Regions from separate parts of the Homo sapiens genome. Here region 1 is linked to region 2. Evidence: read pairs that join two places in POLR2A ChIA-PET (ENCODE). Cell type or tissue: Caco-2. All regions are shown on one strand. Links, peaks and the distances in the headings refer to the core of each region. The heading gives the core; the rest is flanking DNA. Region 1 overlaps PRKN (parkin RBR E3 ubiquitin protein ligase). Region 2 overlaps AGPAT4 (1-acylglycerol-3-phosphate O-acyltransferase 4).

Region 1 (9,483 bases), core at 2,768-7,767, 140 kb before region 2:
TCTAGCAAAAATAATAGTCTACTTTGTGCCAGAATAACTATACTTTGCACAAAAGGTAGGCTCTGTGGTCGGCTTTGACCCCTCTCACATCCTATTAGTGATGATTCCGCATTCAGAATCCCATCTATGTGGATAATTTTGGTCACTGCTGACCTAAGCCAACCAAAAACTAGAGAATGTCATTATCAAAAATACAAATCAGCATATTTTCTAGCTCAAGTGTAGATTTTTCCCATATGTCAACTTGTAACAATAGTTGAACACAAAGCACTTTTAAAATAACCAATAAATGGTACCTATTAATAATTCTGCTACTTAATATTTATGTTGTTCCATTTCCCCCATTAATCTCAAAATAGGTTGATAGATATTATTTTAATTCACTTCCCCTTTAGGAAGCATTTAGGGCCCCATGGGGCAAGACTCTGTAAGATCTCGTCTGTGGCACTTGGCACACATTCCACTCCTAGCAGAAATCACCACTGTTAGAATCATTGTCAAAAATGCCCTTCTGGGCCAGGCATGGTGGCTCATGCCTGTAATCCCAGCACTTTGGGAGGCCGAGGCAGGCAGATCACCTGAGGTCAAGAATTCGAGATCAGCCTGGCCAAAGTGATGAAATCCCATCTCTACTAAAAATACAAAAATTAGCGAGGTGGGGTGGTGCATGCCTGTAATCCCAGCTACTCAGGAGGCTGAGGCATGAGAATCGCTTGAACCCAGGAGGTGGAGGTTGTAGTGAGCCGAGATTGTGTCATTGCACTCCAGCCTAGGTGACAGAGCAAAACTCCGTCTCAAAAATAGATAAATAAATAAAAACAAATGCCCTTCTGAATTGCATTCTAAAGCATGGCTTGGGGAGTTTGGAGCTTAGTGGAGTAGCCTTGTATTGCTTACAGTGTAGCCTTGTATTCCCCGGAGCCCTTGGCTAGACACCCCATTAAATCCCAACACTCTGATGATTTCTCTTAAAAAAAATAACAAAATAGGCCGGGCGCAGTGGCTCACACCTGTAATCCAAGCACTTTGGGAGACGGAGGCGGGCAGATCACCTGAGGTCAGGAGTTCAAAACTAGCCTGGCCAACATGGTGAAACTCCGTCTCCTCCCTCAGCCTCCCAAGTAGCCGGGTGTGGTAGCAGGCACCTGTAACCCCAGCTACTTGAGAGGCCGAGGCAGCAGAATCATTTGAACCCAGGAGGTGGAGGTTGCAGTGAGCGGAGATTTCACCATTGCACTCCAGCCTGGGCAACAGGAGCGAAACAACGTCTCAAAAAAAAAAATAACAAAATACATTTAAATATATACATATATACATATTCTCCAAAAAGAGATAGTCATAAGACAATGTGAGAACAACAAAACATGTTTTGGTGACACCCGTTGCCAAGCAGTAACGTTGACTAGCTCAAGGCCCCTGAAAAGTGATGCCATTTTCTTACTCACCAGCAGGAGGCGGGCTGCTCACACGCAGCAGTGCTCAACTGGCCCACCTGCTTGACTGAGCCAGGAAGGCTGCTGTCTGCAAAGGTGGAAGGTTTCAGTGTTTGTGAGAAGAGAGGCGAGCGTTGATGAGAAAGCTGACATTTAAAAGCTGTCATTCACCTGAAAGCATTCATAGCTGAATTAAGCCAACTCTGTTTTCATGATTAATGACAACTGCTCTTTTTTGGAAAACAGGCTTAAATGGATTTTTAGGATTAGAATAGACTTGTCTAATTATTGGCTACACAGGTGTCACAAATGAGTTTCTCTTAAAGCAGGAAAGATAACACATATGCAGTTCCTTAAGTTATTCTAGCTTCAATGTATATCAATGTGTCTCCTAGGCGCTAATTCGGCTTTTTTTTTTTTTTTTTTTTGACACAGAGTCTTGCTCTGTCGCCCAGGCTGGAGTGCAGTGGCGCGATCTCGGCTCACTGCAAGCTCTGCCTCCCAGGTTCACGTCATTCTCCCATCTCAGCCTCCCAAGTAGGTGGGACTACAGGTGCCTGCCACCACGCCCGGCTAATTTTTTTTTTTTTTTTTTGTATTTTGAGTAGAGATGGGGTTTCATCGTGTTAGCCAGGATGGTTTGATCTGACCTCGTGATCCACCCGCCTCGGCCTCCCAAAGTGCTGGGATTACAGGTGTGAGCCACCGTGCCCAGCCTAATTCAGCTTTTAAAACCTATATAAGTACATTTTGATTTACCAGTGGAGTTTTGTGTGTGTGTGTGTGTTTATAGAGACAGGGTCTCATTATATTGACCAGTCTGGCCTTGAACTCCTAGACTCAAGTGTTCCTCCTGCCTCGGCCTCCCATACTTGTGTTTTTAAAGGAGATTTAAGGCCAATCCAGGCCTTCAGTGGTCTTTTCCATGTGTACAAACTCCCACAGGGTCATATTCCCATCTCTTTAGAGATGATCGTGATGATTACAATAACAAAGTAATAATGGTGGTGATCATAGAAAACACACGGTTAGCATTCAGGGTGCACCTGGCTCTGTGCTAAGCCGTTTGTGTGTTGATCTTACTCACGATGACCCTTGTGAGGTTATTCCTCTTGAGCCACAGATGGACGATCATGCCTTTACCTTTCTGAGGGAATTTTGATTCTCTCTGTCTCTCTCTATATGTATATGAAATATATTTCCTATAATCATATGAAATATATATATGAAACATCTATATATAAGTATATTATAGATGTTTCATATATATATTTATGAAATCGCTATTTTCAGCCATGAAGTATATTAGGAGAGAGACTTGTCCTGTTCCACCCCCACCTCCACCACGCGTGCGTACACACATGCATGCATGCAATTCCTCCTGCCACGGGTGAGCAGTAGACAGGCACAGAATTCTATGCAATTACCTAACAGTTACACTGCCCCGTGAGAGCCACACTTTATTGCACAATCGGGCGGTGATGCTGAATCACAACAAAACCTTCCCCTCCTGGCAACACAATAAGCAGGCATTGCTTTAGAGCTTGATGACTAAGGCGGGAACAGAGGGTAAGTTACCCAGCTCACCATGTTCCTCTTCAGGCGCAAAGGGAGAATCGCCCTCCAGAGGATGAATGGTTCCCAAACCTCCCGCCCCTCGCAACCCCTTAGGGCATTTTTAGGGATTCTAATTTCTGTACCCCGCCACAGACCTACTGAATCCCAATCTCCAGAGTCTGGACACAAGCCTTGGGATCATTTTTAGAATCGCTTTGGTGATCTTGAACCTGTGGGCACCCAGCCACTGCTTGAGATCACTCCAGAAGGATTTAAACATCAGCATTAAGACACTCATGAAGGATGCAAAGCAAAGATGTGCTCCTCCTGGTAGAAATCCCCTCTCGGAAGTGGCAGTCAAAGGTCTAAACCAGTGGCCTGGGCACCGCCCACTCCCGGGGTGTCATAGAGCTGCTTCTCCTGCCCCCCAGGTCCCTGGGGCTGGCAGCAGTGGCAGCAGTCACTGGGTCTGGGACTCCCCTCCCTCCCCGTGGATCCGCTGGGTGAGGATAGGAAGCACAGGAAGAGCTGTGATGCTGAGAAGGGCAGGAACTCCAAGGGCCTTCTTGGTGACCCTTTCCCACATGTTAGGTGCAGTGGGACAGTTGGAGACAATGACAAAGAAAGGGCATGAGCTTTGGCAGCCGTGGCCTCCTGGTGTCCTTCTTGAAAGCACTTTCGGCAGGTTGGGGAAGGGAGAACCGGCCAGGCAGCAGCGATGGCCCAGGGCAGAAGGGCGGGTGGGCAGCTGGGAGTGGAGTTGCAGTGCTGGTGCCAGGGGAAGCAGGCAAGTGGAGGGCAGGTGAGCCACTGCAGTGAGGGGAGGGGGGCTGGGTGGCTTCTCCCACTGTCTTTACCACAAGCTGGGTGCTGGTGGTGGTGGTAGTTGCTTTCGTTGTTGTTGTTTTGAGACAGATTCTTGCCCTGTCGCCTAGTCTGGATTGCAGTGGCACCAGCTCGGCTCGGTGCAATCTCCACCTTCTGGATTCAAGTGATTCTCATGCCTCAACCTCCTGAGTAGCTGGGACTATATGTGTGCGCCACCAGGCCCAGCATATATATATATATATATATATATATCAAGACTGAGGTTGCTATATATATACACAAATATATATACAAATATATATACAAATATATATAAATATATATACAAATATATATAAATATATATAAATATATACATATATATAAATATTATATGTATTTTTAGTAGAGACAGGGTTTCACCATGTTTCGCAGGCTGGTCTTGAACTCCTGACCGTCGCACTGGCCTCCCAGAGTGCTGGGATTACAGGTGTGAGCCACTGCGCCTGGCCACAAGCTGTTTGAAAACTGTGCTCTCAAAAGTCCCCGGGGACTTCCAGATCTCCATGACAGCATCTTAGCCTTAGTCCCTTAGCCCTCTTTGTAGCATGTGACTTGATAATGACAGGAAGAAATCAAGGCTGCAGGGGCCTGGAGTATGAACCCAGGCAGCTCGGGGCTCCGATTCTGAACCGACTGCTCGCAGGCCAGGCGGCCTGGGTCTGAAGTTATTTAGTTTTCTGAGACTGATCTCTCCAGCTGAAATAGTTAATGACAAGCTCCGTCCTTCAGGGATGCGCAGTTACTACATTCTGTGATGTGGGCAGAGCCCCTGCCGCACAGTGCCCTTCCTCATGTAACAGAAGCGTCCTTACTTCTTCAAAGCCTTCCCCTCCTGGGCAGCAGGGTCTCGGACCCGCCGGCCGCCCCTCCCTCTAACACCCTGCAGCTGTCCCAGCGCCATGCCTACACAGCTCTGTGTTAGCCCGTGCCGAGGTCTGAGTCATCAGATTAATGGGAAAATCAGCACAAGTAGCGTTTGAGGAACAGAATGCCATGTCGTTCATTGGGAAAGGAATGCTGAACTTTGACTTCTAAGTTAGATAACAGAACTGCTTCATGCCCTATGGAGGAATAAAACCATAACCTTTGAGCACATACTGTCTACCAGAAAAAAAAAAAAAAGAAAAGACACATCTTATTAGTTTTCTACACCGTAACCCCTAACTCTCCAATCAAGGCCAAGATCTGCCTGGGCCCTTGACAGTCCCAGGAGGTCAGCGTGAACCCCACCCCCACTGCAAAAGAAAGTGGGTAGCTGTCCTGCCGGCTAAAACACCCTCCCCTAGCTTGGTACTGTTAAAACTTCAGACACGGCCGGGCGCGGTGGCTCACGCCTGTAATCCCAGCACTTTGGGAGGCCGAGGCGGGTGGATCACAAGGTCAGGAGATCGAGACCATCCCGGCTAACATGGTGAAACCCCGTCTCTACTAAAAATTAGCCGGGCGTGGTGGCGGGCGCCTGTAGTCCCAGCTACTCGGGAGGCTGAGGCAGGAGAATGGCGTGAACCCGGGAGGCGGAGCTTGCAGTGAGCCGAGATCACGCCACTGCAGTCCAGCCTGGGCGACAGAGCCACACTCTGTCTCAAAAAAAAAAAAAAAAAAAAAAAAAAGGAAACAAAAAAACCCCAAAAAACTTCAGACACATTAAATCTAGCAGAGTTTAATTGAGCAAGAAAAAAAACAAAAAAGCGATTCGTAAATTGGGTAGCCTTCACAATTACAGCAGATTCAGAGAGACTCCAAGGGTGCCTCGGGGTCAGAACAAATTTATAGACAAAAAGGGAAGTGATGGACAGAAATCGGAAGTCAGGTACAGAAACACCCGGGCTGGTTACAAGTTGGTGTCGGCCTCATTTGAACACAGTTTGAACACTCAGCAGTGTATGAGTGGCTGAAGCATGGCTGCTGGGATTGGCCAAGACCCAGCTGTTGTTACAGTTGCATACTCTAGAGTTAGACTTTCAATCTTGTCTACATATTAAGTCAGACACACTCCTAAGTTGGGTTTTCAATCTTGGCTAAGTTCGACCACAAGGACTCAAATACAGAAGTACGGAGTCCTTCTTAGGCCATACTTAGTTTGCTTTAACAGTATTAAAAACCATTTTGCGACATCAGCATTTTGGTCTTTTCCTAGGGTTTGGGGTATTTTCTCTTCCCTAGGCTTTCTTCTCTGTCTCTGACCTTCAGTGTGGGCATCTCCATGAGGGGGTCCTTGACTCCTTGGCTCACGTGTGCCTCGGCCCCTCAGCAGCTCTGGTGTCCTGTGGACATGAGGGTGCCTCTTAACCCACGCTGCTGCCCATGGCTTACAGGAACCAAAGCTCAGCCCAGGAAGCCTCAACCTCAGGCTCTAGATCTGGGGAGGTCTCTCTTCCTGCAAACTGCTGGCATCTCACTGCATCTTCTCACAGTGGAAGAGGCAAGAGAGCTCTCTGGGGTTGCTTTAATAAGGGCACGAATCCCTTCATAAGAGCTCCACCCTCATGACCTAATCACCTCCCAAAGGCCCCACCTTCCAGTAGCATCACCTTGGTGGGTAGGATTTCAACATATCGATCCGGGGAAGAAGTAACATTGGCCCAGTTGCAGAGTCTGTGAAGGAAATGATAAGGGTACATATCCTTGCAGGTGAAAACAGAAATTGCTGCTCTCAATTTTCCCTCTTCCAGTCTAAGGATCAAACCCTCCTAGCTACCTCCCTCTCCCCTGAGTGAACTGGCCCATCCAGTAGCTCAGTGCACACTAGTGTGGAAATGTTTACACGGGTAGTCTTTTGTAATCACTCCTAGGTATTAAACTTGCAGTGTCCTGATTTGAAGGACGCTTGCTGCTGGAGGTGTTACATCCAGAGCCGTTTGGGGAAATCCTAGTGGCTTTCTGGTGGGCCTGCAAGTTATACCCACTCTGCCTTGTGTGCTCGGGGGATCGGAAGTCAGAGAAAATTGGTATTTTGAAAAGTAATTATTTCTCTTCTTTTGCTGTAACTTTAATCTTTCTTCCTGGACAGAACAAAGCATATTAATATAAATTTGCAATTTTCCAGTTTGTAATTCCTCTCCAGTAATGTGCTATTGACAGGCAGGAGGTTTCTTCAAGTTGAGCTCTGAATCTTTCTCTTGGGCTGAGTATAACATCCTTTGTTAGAATAAACATTGTATTCGCCCAGTTGAAAATGCTCTTAACTTGGCAACATGTAACAAAGGCTTTAGGTGTGCACACACCTGAGCCAGAAACTTCAGCCCCTGAGTGCTCCTCTTGCAGACAAGGCCTCCCAGATAAGTGCTAAGACTCTAGAGTTTAGCAAGACCTGCCCTCAATGATAATCTGTCCACACGGGTTGGGAGTGCTGGGATATTTGCAGTCATTTCTGCCATTTTATTTTATACTTTCTATTACATTCTACATTTCTATAGTTTTACTTTTACTTCTTGCCTTTCTTTTGACTCTTTTGTTTGCCATTTCCACTGTATTTTTCCTTGTTTAGAAGCAAATTGCTTTCTCTTGTATTGATTACCCTAGAATGTAAACATATATTAATGTAAAAAAATCTAAGGACCCTCTGCCTGAATCATGCCAGCGCATTAGAATCATCCAATTCTCACACTTCTGTGCTATTCTTGTCCGGCATCTAGTTCTACTCTGATTTTTTTTTTTTTTTTGAGACAAAGTCTCACTCCGTTGCCCAGGCTGGAGTGTACTGGCACCATCTCGGCTCACTGCAACCTCCACCTCCCAGGTTCAAGCAATTCTCCTGCCTCAGCCTTTCGAGTAGTGTGGGCACCACACCCAGCTACTTTTTGTATTTTTAGTAGAGACGGTTTCGCTGTGTTGGCCAGGCTGATCTTGAACTCCTGACCTCAGATGATCCACCCGCCTTGGCCTCGCAAAGTGCTAGGATTACAGGCGTGAGCCACCACACACAGCCTACTTGGATTTTTTTTTTTTAACCAGCAAATTAAGCATCGTTTACAGTTTTAGACAATCAGTATTTCCTGTGATTTACCATACGTTACCCATTTTCTTTTTCTTTTCTCACAGTTTCTTCTTGCAGCTCCTGGCTCCTTCTGGACTTTTCCTATTTCCATGTTTCTTTTTTTTTTTTTTTTTTTTTTTTTTGCGGGGCGGGTGGTGGCAGATGGAGTCTCGTTCTGTTGCCCAGGCTGGAGTGTAGTGGTATGATCTCGGCTCACTGCAACCTCCGCCTCCCGGTTCAAATGATTCTCCTGCCTCAGCCTCCTGAGTAGCTGGGACTACAGGCACCCACCACCGCGCCCAGCTAATTTTTGTATTTTTAGTAGAGACGGGGTTTCACCATGTTGGTCAGGACGGTCTCAAACTCCTGACTTGGTGATCTGCCTGCCTTGGCCTCCCACATCCATGTTTGTTTGTTTGTTTTCTTTTCTTTTTTTTTTTTTTTTTTTGAGACGGAGTCTCCCTCTGCTGCCCAGGCTGGAGTGCAGTGGCGTGATCTCGGCTCACTGCAAGCTCAGCCTCCCGGGTTCACGCCATTCTTCTGCCTCAGCCTCCTGAGTAGCTGGGACTACAGGCGCCCACCACCATGCCCAGCTAATTTTTTGTAATTTTTTGTATTTTTAGTAGAGATGGGGTTTCAGCATGTTAGCCAGGATGGTCTCAATCTCCTGACCTCATGATCCGCCTGCCTTGGCCTCCCAAAGTGCTTGGATTACAGGCGTGAACCACCACATCCGGCCCCAAATCATGTTTCTTTAATGAACTTCTGTTGATGGGAAATGCTGTTTTTTATTACTGTGTTTTTATTTATGCTCATTCTTAAAAATTAATTTTGCTTGGATAGAATTCTAAGTGGGCTGGTATTTTCTGTCAGTGCTTTGAAGATACCATCACTGTCTGCCAGCACCCATGCATTAAGAAATCAGCTGGGGGGAATAATTGTAACTTCTTTGTAGATAATTTGTGTGTTTTTTTGCCACTCTCTCCAAACACTGTTTCTCTCTCATGCTCTTTGTTATCTCCTTCCAGAACTCTACTTAGAAAAACACTGGACCTTCTCACCTTATCCCCCCATCTCTTAATCTCCTTTTCATATTTTTTACTTCTTGGCATTTTATGTAATTTCTTCAGCTCCATCTTTCAGTTCACAAATTCTCTCTTCATTTGTATCTAATTTGTTATGTAACTCATCAACTGAGTTTCTAATTTTAATTATTAGTGTTTCATGTCCAGAAAAATGGACAAAACAAAGAAATTTGTTTCTTTTTTACATCTCCCTGGTTAATTGTGACAGTCTCTTATTCCATTATCATCACCTTTATTTATTTATTTAAATATAACAAACATATTTAGTTTATACTCAGTTAAGTTTTTTTGAGACAGAGTCCCACTCCATCACCGGGACTGGAATGCAGTGGCAAAATCTCGGCTCACTGCAACCTCTGCCCCCCAGGTTCAGGTACTTCTCCTGCCTCAGCCTCCCAAGTACCTGGGACTACAGGTGCACACCACCACGCTTGGCTAATCGTTGTGTTTTTAGCAGAGACGAGGTTTCACCATGTTGGCCAGGCTGGTCTTGAACACCCGGCCTCAAGTGATCCACCTGCCTCAGCCTCCCAAAGTGCTGGGATTACAGGTGTGAGCCACC
Region 2 (9,483 bases), core at 1,652-6,651:
CTGTGAGTCTAACTGTATGTATGTGTTGAGTTTCTTTCTGATTTGAGAACACTTAAGGATGTGTGTATCTGTGTGTGTGTGTGTGTGTGTGTGTGTGTGTGTGTGGTGTTTGTGTGTGTGTCTATGTGTCTCTGTGTGTGTGACCAGGGTGTGGTGGGGGTAGTTTTCTTACCTTCCTAGTTATTTGTATTTACTGATAGCCTCAAAGTTGAGCCCTCGTGTACCTTCACTAAATCATTCTACAAATATTTTTTAAAATTAAGTTCCCACCCTGTGCCAGTGATGGCTCTCATGTGCTGGAGAAACAGTGGTGGTTTTCAAGTAAATGCTTCCCTAGTCCCGGTTGCTTGAGGGGTGGCACCCACTCTGGGTATGTCCTCGTCCTTGTCCAGGGCAGGCTTGACTTTAGGGCAGTCCTGCTGGAAGCGAGGGGTGAGCAGGGATCTGGAGGAGGAGAATGAGAGGAGGGAGATGGCGTGGGGCTAGGGGTGAGAGAATGGGGCTCAGGCCGCGATGGCAGCAGGAGGGGAGGCCGGATTTGCGGCCTGTCCTGTGGGCAGCCGTCACTCAAGTGGGACCCAGGGCTCCGTGGCTGGCTCAGCTGCTGCCCAGCTGGGGAGCGGTGAACCCTGGCCGAGTGGCTCCACCTTCCAGGACTCAGTTTCCTCATCTGAAATCAAAGTACCAACCTCAGAGGATATTGGGAGAATTAAAGGAAGGATTATTGTTAAAGGGCTTAGACTATGCTCGACAGGAAGTAAGCACTACATCAATGTTTGCAAAATAAAGATAAATCAACTAACGCACATGAGTTTAACCTCAAGTGTATATTTTTCTTTTCAGAGCACTTTTTTTCTGACTCTAAAAGCACATCGTGTTTTTGCTAACATTTCCTATTTGTTTGTGTTTTAGACGCCTTCCTGAGTCCTGGATCTTTCTTCCTTCTGGAAATCTTTGACTGTGGGTAGTTATTTATTTCTGAATAAGAGCGTCCACGCATCATGGACCTCGCGGGACTGCTGAAGTCTCAGTTCCTGTGCCACCTGGTCTTCTGCTACGTCTTTATTGCCTCAGGGCTAATCATCAACACCATTCAGCTCTTCACTCTCCTCCTCTGGCCCATTAACAAGCAGCTCTTCCGGAAGATCAACTGCAGACTGTCCTATTGCATCTCAAGCCGTAAGATACTTAAGATTCTATATTTTCGTCTCCATTGTGGATGTGTGTATCAGAATTATGGCTCTTGATATGGATTCACTAGGCTTTCGTTGTGTGCCGAGCTGTTTTTTTGTTTTGTTTTTGTTTTAGGTTTGAAATGGCTATTTTGTTCTCAATCCCCCAAAATTATTTTTTGAATGAATAATGCCAGTAGCTCAAAATTCAACAGCCACAGACAGGTATACTATGAAAAGTAAATACGCATTCCATTAGTTTCTTTAGTTCTCCTCAGAACCAATCAGTATTAATGATTTCTTAGTTATCCTTACAGAAATAGTATACATATAGCTCTTATACTTGTAAATGCATGTGCGTCTTTCTGTGTATATATCTATATAGATACATATACATACGTATTTTTTTTTAAAAAACTAAGTGGCAGTATACTATATTGTTTTCTTCCTTGCCTTTTTTCTTCAGCTTTTTATTTTGAGATAATAGATTCACATGAAGCTGTAACAAATAATACTGAGAAATTCTGTACACTCCTTGGCCAGTTTCTCCCTATGGTAGCATCTTGCACCACTGGAATAGCATATTCCAATGAGAAAATTGACATTGATACAATCCACAACCCTACTCCTATTTCTCCACTTTTAAGTACACTCATTTGTGTGTGTGTATGTGTCCGTGTATGTTTGATTATGCTAGGTTATTTCATACATGACTAATTTGACTGGCCTGAGTTTCAACAATTAAAAAGATGAGTGAGTGTATTGGGACATCCAGAAATGCATTTTGCTATTGATATTGATTAGCCTTAAGCCTATACCTATTCTTAAAAGTAGAGAACGCAGTGTGATATTAATAATGATATATATATGTGGGTATGAATATATTTCAAAATATGTGCTTTTTAAAAATTTGTCTATTAAAAACATCAACTAAGATTATGCCAAGAGTCTAAAATTATTGATATATTTTTGATACCCTTTAAAATGATCAAATTTGAATTTGAATCAAGACAATTCAAGCTATGTATAATTATCCAAATGGATTACCACTTATCCAGTCTTATTTGTTAAACTTCAGAATACTAACTTGTAAGGAAGAAAAGTCATAGACATATCTTTATTTATGACTTTTTTCACCAACTCAGAACTTGCAAATAGGCCTGATACTATTTTGGATATAGTTTGAGTGCAAGAGCTTCCATGTCTTGTATTACAATGCTTTATAGAAATATGTCTTGAAAGTGTTCATAAGATCCTAAGATTGAGTTATAATTGTAAAACAGCAACTTTAGTCTATTTGTCTCTGGCCTGTTGGGTACAACCACCAATTCAATCCAATATGATACAATGTACTTTTCCTTGTCATAGACTTCACTCAACATTGGTCTCCAAGTATGTACCCTTCTACGGTGGTATAGAAAAAGGAAAAACTTGTCCAAACAGGGCAGAGACAGTAGGAGATGATTTGGACAGGAACTGTAGCTGTTTGAAGAGAGATAAGTTTGTGTAATCAAGGGAAAGGAGACAGTTGACTGAGATTTAAAAGATGTTTATAATTTTAAATGTCTTTTTACCCTCTAGCAGTTGGTCTCTATTTAAGCAGAATTTAAATTTAACAAAGCAATACTGATTACGCTTTTTCATTGAAACCTGCATTTATGTGACTTGCATACACCTATGGAGATTCCAAAATCTGTTAGTTTGCAGTGTGAAATCCTGTATGTTTCTACTGTCATAACCCCTACCCAAATTTCAAGTGGATGGTTACGAATTGGATTTCTCATTTGGAGTTAAGAAATAAGAAACAGGATTTGGAATCAGAGTCCACAAGAGTACTATATTTTTTTTTGATTGATGGTAAAGACTTGCTAAGTTTATGGCAGGATTGTGGAGATATTTTTCTCAGGATGCATTAGTGTATTTGTTTCTGGTGGAAATTAAGATGGGCAACAAATTCAGAAAGCAAGGCAGATTTTTATCCATCACAAATTAATTAAATTATTTAGAACAAACTCCAAATGAAACTCAAGAATTAACCATCTAAGACAACTGGCATCTCAATGCCGGGTGCAATGAAGGGTAGGTAGTCTAATGTCACTGAAGGACCTAGAAGCACCTCCATCCAGGTATACCCAGTGATGCTCTGTGCCTTCTTCCCCAGAGGAAGCACCTCCATCCAGATGCACCCCAGCAATGACCTTTGCCTATGTCCCCGGAGGAAGGCTTCCTAGGGCTTTGGGCCAAGCGATAGTGGAAGCATTTTTAAACAATCCGAAGCGGGAAGGGAAGATTCCTCCCTCTAGAGGAGGAGTCCTGGCTACTGGAAAAAGAGAATACAGTAGAAAGGGAGGGTGATGATCCTGGGTGGCTCGTGGGCACCTCATGGTGATAAGCCAGTGCAAACTATCCCCAGGTTTGAGAGAATCCTCGCCAGGATTCTCCGTTTCTGGTATCCCCATAGGTGTTAGCAGGGCTGTTCGCTTTTCCTGGTTCCTTTTCCTTGCTCTAAATAATTGACAGACTTCCTCTGTCAATTATTTCACAGTAACCAAGGCCATGTAAAAAGAGTGTTTAGGAAGCCTTGCTGGGCCACTGATCAGCCAGAGGAGGAGACAGTTTGTGGGGAATTCAGCAGCTTAACTAGCAGATGACTCTGCAGCGTCTATGCTGTAACTCTCCTCTGCTTCCCTCTGAGTTAAGATAGAAACTGTTCATGGCTTTAATTGTGTCTTCTGGTGTATGAGTCACTCTGAGCTTAGACAGTCATCAGCATTCATGATTTGCAGCTGATTTTCTAAGGAAACGGCAGAAAAAAATGTTTCCTTGAGACACGGAGCCCTTCCATCTCTGTGTTCGCTTTCCTCTAGCAGAGCTATGGCTTTGTCTCTTTTCTCATTAAATATTTGTTAAGAGCTTGGTGTGTTACCAAGTAAGTTCAAAGCAGTTACCAGCCCTGGCGTGGTAAAGCTCTCATGCAAAAGGCCATGCTGATACAAAAGACAAATAGAGACAAAACAAGCAGTAAAGACAGCTTGGCTAACAGCAGGACACACCGAGACACTGAGCAGAGAATTTTATTCTAGTGGCAGCAACCAACCTCATAAATAACAACTTGAAAGTAATGTAATCTCGATGGATGATTTTTAGAGGGTTGCTTTGTCTTATTTTTGCCTAGATTTGTAGGCAGGAAAGGCCAAGTCAGGCTGGCTTGGCATGCTGAAGGAGGAAGGGAGGATGGAGCCGGCTTCGTTAGGTAAAAAGAAGGAAGAAAGTTGGAAGAAGTGGGGTGAAGGGTAGAATTTCATTGCCTTTCCACTAAGCAGGATATGCCATTTAATCTCTAGGGAAAGGTGGCCAAGACTGGCTTTTTTTTTTTTTTTTACCTCTCTGACATTGTGGGTTTCAAAACAAAACAGAAAGATTAGGAGAATCTATTAATGTCAGGGTTAAAAAAAAAAAAAAAAAAAGGCAGGGGGTGGGAAGGATTGCCAGTGACCTAATTGTCCTGGAAAGGGCCAGTAAAATGAAATGAAACACAGTGGACACCACCACCCCACACCCCCAGCCCTGGCGCCCTGCGTCCAAATTCAGTGTTGCTGTGAACAGGCTCTATGAGCTGGAGCCTGCCACTGAATATTCCTGGACTGTGATGCTTATGGTTTTAAACGGCTGTTGGATGCACAGCTACACATCTTCCTTGAATGGGGAAGGCCACATGGTGGCAAGAAGGGAGTGAGAATTTGGAGCACCAGCCTGCAAAATTACACATCCTGCCTCCCCTGCTACAGGCTGCGTCACCTTTGGCGAGCCACAGAAACTCTCTGAGTCCAAATAACAGGGCCAATTACAATGGTTGCTTCATAATGCAGAATGAGATACTCCGTCTGAAAGTGCTTTAGAAATTCCTTAAAGCACATCAAATTTAGGATTGAAATTGGAATTTGTGTCCAGGGGAGGAGGAAGAGTCAGGGGGACCGGTGGTGGCGAGGGTGTCTTGATCTTTCTTCCCATTGGTTCATCACTTGGACAGGTAACTTCAACACACTCAGCTACATTTGAAGTAAAGGGGATGGAATAGAGTTGACCAAGATTCCAATAGTTTTCTAATAAAGGGTTTAGAATTTTTTATTTTCCTCTTGGGAAGTTGTTACTTCCTTTCACCACCCCCACCGCATCCCACACTTGATGAGTGTTTGCCGCTGTATTTGTGTAACGCTCAAAAAAGGAGAGTGAGCTCTATATTGCCTCTTACAACACTACTGCGTGTAGTGGTGAAAATGATATCTGTTTCTCGCTGGAATAATAATAAACATTTGTAACATACTTCAGGATGTGTAAGTCACTTCAGATTTGCTACTCGAGAAGGGATTTGGCAGTGGCCAGGAGGCCTGGCAGAAGTTGGTCTGCTCCTATCTGGAAGATGGGATCAGGGCCTGGTAACAGGTCAGGAACAGCGGCAGCAAGGGCTGTGCGTGCAAGAGGGTTGGGAGCTCCGAGTTGCTGGAGAAACTGCAGAGCAAGTCATGTGATTACTAGAACCTGTCTGAAATTAACGACCACGGAGAATGGGAGTCCTCAACTCTACTTTCCCGAGAGGAAGCAGATATTCCACCCAGCCGAGCCTTGGGGCAAAAAGGCAGTCAGGTCTTCCATCTGGGTTGGGGGCTTGTGCTTTAGCACCTCCTCTGGGTAAGGGTGCCTCAATTTTGAATCTGTTCATGTGCTTATTGACCAAGGTGTCACCAGGTAGGTCTGAAAACCTAACAAGACAACCTAGTGGGACAGAGCAGTCTTTGGCACATGAGTCATAAAAGGAGACCTACTAGAGGCCGGTGTTTCTGAATCTCCACCCTGAAAGGTATACGACCTGCTGATTTTGTGGGCTTTCCTGTGTATGCCATTCTAATCCCAGACACTAGCAGACTGATTCACTTTTCTGCCAGCACTGGAAACTGTCTCCAGGTGTGTGACTGCTAGCTGACCTGCTAGGTGAGGCCTGAATTTGAATTTCCCCCTCCTTATGCATAAAGTACTTTTTGCACATTGTATTTTCAAACTGTAAAACAAAACAATCTTTCCTTCTTCTATTCCTTCTTCCTTCTTCTTCCCTGCTTTGCCTAGGAGCTCCCCCGAGGGAGGTCAGCTGTCATTCTGATGGCCTCAGGATGATGCTGTGGGTGCTGGGCCAGCACTTTCATTTTGCTGTCATTGCTGGGCTGGGGAAACTCCTTCTGCCTGCAGACCCTCCTGCCCGGCAGCACAGGGAAGGCAAGGTGGCCTCTCAGGAGCCTCCTCTATGGTAACCTCTCTGTGGGGAATCCTGGCCACATCAATGTGCTATCATCTGCTTTCATTCTATGTGTTAAAATTTTATACAAAGTGAACCTAGCTCTCCAGCCCTGCCTGGCTGCCTTTCTGACTCTCTGAGAAGTGAGAGAAGATGGAGGGCGGCAGCTTCCTGATGTTTGTCAACTTGACCAGGCAACAACTGGGTGTGGGCCACCCCCTACCCCACAAATGAAAATACAAGGGAAGTCTGTGGTGTTCTCGATAAGAAAGCTGTTGATCCCCCAAAGAGAGTGTCGCTGTGGCTTTTCCAACCCCTGCATGACCTTGAGAGAAGCAGTTTGTTCTGCTAACTCTGCAGCCGGCTTCCTCTATGCTTCTCCTCCCTGCCTGATTAATGACAGGGCTGCTTTTTCTCATTTCAATTCAATCTAAGCAGGAGTTTTCACTCTTTGAGTTCCAAACAGGTTTTGACTCCTTCACTTGTCCTGATAGGTAGTTACTCAGCTCCAAGATGTCAGAAAGGGAGTGTCCCTGAGTGGCCCCTGTCCTAACCCTTCATATCACTGCCTTTGAGCCTGTCAAAATGTGGAGTTGGGCAGGACCTACTGGCTACCTCTGCTGGGAGGACACAGCCTCAAATTTGGGTCCCCTCTTTGAAGGTCCAAAGAGTCATCCTTATCAGTTCCCAGATGGTGATCGCCTTCCCAGAAGAGGGTTCAGTAACCGGCTGTAGGTGGACATGATCCTAAAACTGATCATCTCTCCCTTCAGAGTAGCTGAACAACAGTGGCTTTGGCGAGTCAAGTCGGATGGAAAGGAATTTAAAAGACCCGTGACCCATGATGAAGGGAATTTAAAGCCTCTCAGACCCGCCTAGGCCTCCTTCTGCCTGTGGCTCTAAGATTCTAACCCAAAGGCAAAGCCCTGCCTCCTGGACTGAGCAAGCGGCCCACGAGTTTATCTGTTGGGACAACCTTTTCCTCTTTTTCCTCTGTCACCTGCGGGTACCTTTTACTTCTGAAGTGTGTCCACGCTGCACAGCTGAAACAAGCAAACACTGCCTGACTTCACCTGGAGTCACACACCCTGACGGCTCCACATCACGAGATCCCTCTGCTTCCACCAGTGATGGGCTAGCGGGGTTGCTTCCAGAAACTGACGAAAAGCAACCTTCCTTCTTTTCTTTTCTAGTTCTAAGGGGTGTATCTCCTGGGAGACCTCAGGAAGTGACAGGGAATTGTTATAAATAAAGTTTCGGTGCTGCAAAAGAAATAGCACTCGAATATAAAATTTTCTTTTTAATTCTCAGCAAGGCAAGTTACTTCTATAGAAGGGTGCACCCTTACAGATGGAGCAATGGTGAGTGCACACTTGGACAAGAGAGGGGAAGGGGTTCTTATCCCTGAAGCCCATGGCCCCTGCTGCTGTGTCCTTCCCCTATTGGCTAGGGTTAGACTGCACAGGTTAAACTAATTCTGATTGGCTAATTTAAAGAGAGTGACGGGGTGAGTGGTTTGGCGGGAAAAATGGTTATGACAGGGGACGGAATCAGAATGAGTCAGGGTAGAGTAGGTAATTGGAATGAGTCAGGGTGGAGCAGGTCATCGGAAGGAGTCAGGGTGGAGCAGGTAATCCGAATGAGTCTGGGTAGAGCAGGTAATAATCCGAATGAGTCAGGGTGAAGCAGGTAATCGGAATGAGTCAGGGTGGAGCAGGTAGTTGGAAGGAGTCAGGGTGAAGCACGTAATTGGAATGAGTCAGGGTGGAGCAGGTAATCGAAACAGGTTGCTTTACGAGGAAGTTAAGATTAAAAGTAGAAGGCAAAGAATTGAACATACTGACATATTGATTCTTTGAAAAGAAATTTAGAACTCATATCTAACAGAATCTATAACTGGACCAATGAAATGAGTAAGCTATGTTGAATCAAGCAACAAAGATGTTACTTTTACATCTAAGTCATTTTCTGATTTATTCAAGAAGTATTCAGCACCTAATATGTGTCAGGCATTGCGTTTGGTACTTGGGAAATAGTGGGAAGCAAAGGCAGCTACTGTCCTGCCCTCAGAGAGCTTGCAGTCTGGTTTTCTTTCTTTTTTTTTTTTTTTTTTTTGAGAAGGAGTCTTGCTCTGTCACCCAGGCTGGAGTGCAGTGGCCAATCTCGGTTCACTGCAGCCTCTGCCTCCCAGGCTCAGATGATTCTCCTGCCTCAGCCTCCCGAGTAGCTGGGATTACAGACAGGTGCCACCGTGCCCAGCTAATTTTTATATTTTTAGTAGATGGGGTTTCACCATGTTGCCCAGGCTGGTCTTGAACTCCTGACCTCAAGTGATCCTCCCACCTCGACCTCCCAAAGTGCTGGGATTACAGGAGTGAGCCACCACATCTGGCTGCAGTCTGGTTTTCTAAAGATCTTATCATAATCTCTTACAAAACGGTTCTACTTGCCACATGTTATACTAATCAGCATTAACAGGACAGAACCATCCATCCATCCCATGTTTGGGCACAAATGGACCTTGTTCTGTTTTCTCCTCTCTTAGTAAAGCTTTATGTATAGGACAACAAACAAACAAACAAGCAACAACAAAAGACCATATCAGGTTAGCAAGTCAGCATGCCAAATGGAATGTAGCAGAAGCAATCCAGAAATTGCTTTAATTTAGATCTCACTTAAAATTCTTTATCAAGTTAAAGAATTTAAGTATCTGAATTTACATGATACTGGAATGATAGATGGGAGAAAAATAAAAGAATCACGATCCGTGCAGGCTAAGAGGAACAACACTTCCTGATTCTGCCTTTTTATTCTATGAACTTTTAGCCAGCTAGTATTTACTGAGCACTTACTGTTCCAGGAACTGTTTTGAGTAGTTAGGCACAGAGAGTTTAAGTGACTTGCCCAGGGTCACACAGGAAGTGATGGAGCAGAGATTGGGGCCAGGAGGTCTTTGAGTGGAGAGCCTTTCACTTTGGCACAACCCAGCCCTGCCCTGCATTTGAGGAGCCAAGCTCTGGAGGT

The links. Peaks named below come from ENCODE experiments on the same cell type or tissue, not always from the same donor. Only the 100,000 strongest peaks of a DNase experiment are listed, where the experiment ranks them.
Region 1: POLR2A ChIA-PET joins it to region 2 with 9 read pairs; 2 of 35 experiments call an interaction of 5 or more read pairs at or near these places.

Annotation. Positions count from the first base shown.
Region 1 is chr6:161,362,970-161,372,452 of GRCh38, reverse strand. The region is part of intron 10 of PRKN (parkin RBR E3 ubiquitin protein ligase); the gene reads left to right. Among named protein-coding and RNA genes, the nearest start is that of AGPAT4, 94 kb to the right of the region's middle. In Caco-2, for the core only: no CTCF peak of the experiment used is centred there; a DNase peak (open chromatin) is centred at 4,792.
Region 2 is chr6:161,223,732-161,233,214 of GRCh38, reverse strand. AGPAT4 (1-acylglycerol-3-phosphate O-acyltransferase 4) reads left to right here. Exons shown (of 9, transcript NM_020133.3): 2 at 913-1,179. The coding sequence starts at 1,002. Among named protein-coding and RNA genes, the nearest start is that of AGPAT4, 46 kb to the left of the region's middle. RefSeq lists a silencer at 6,529-6,834. In Caco-2, for the core only: no CTCF peak of the experiment used is centred there; no DNase peak of the experiment used is centred there.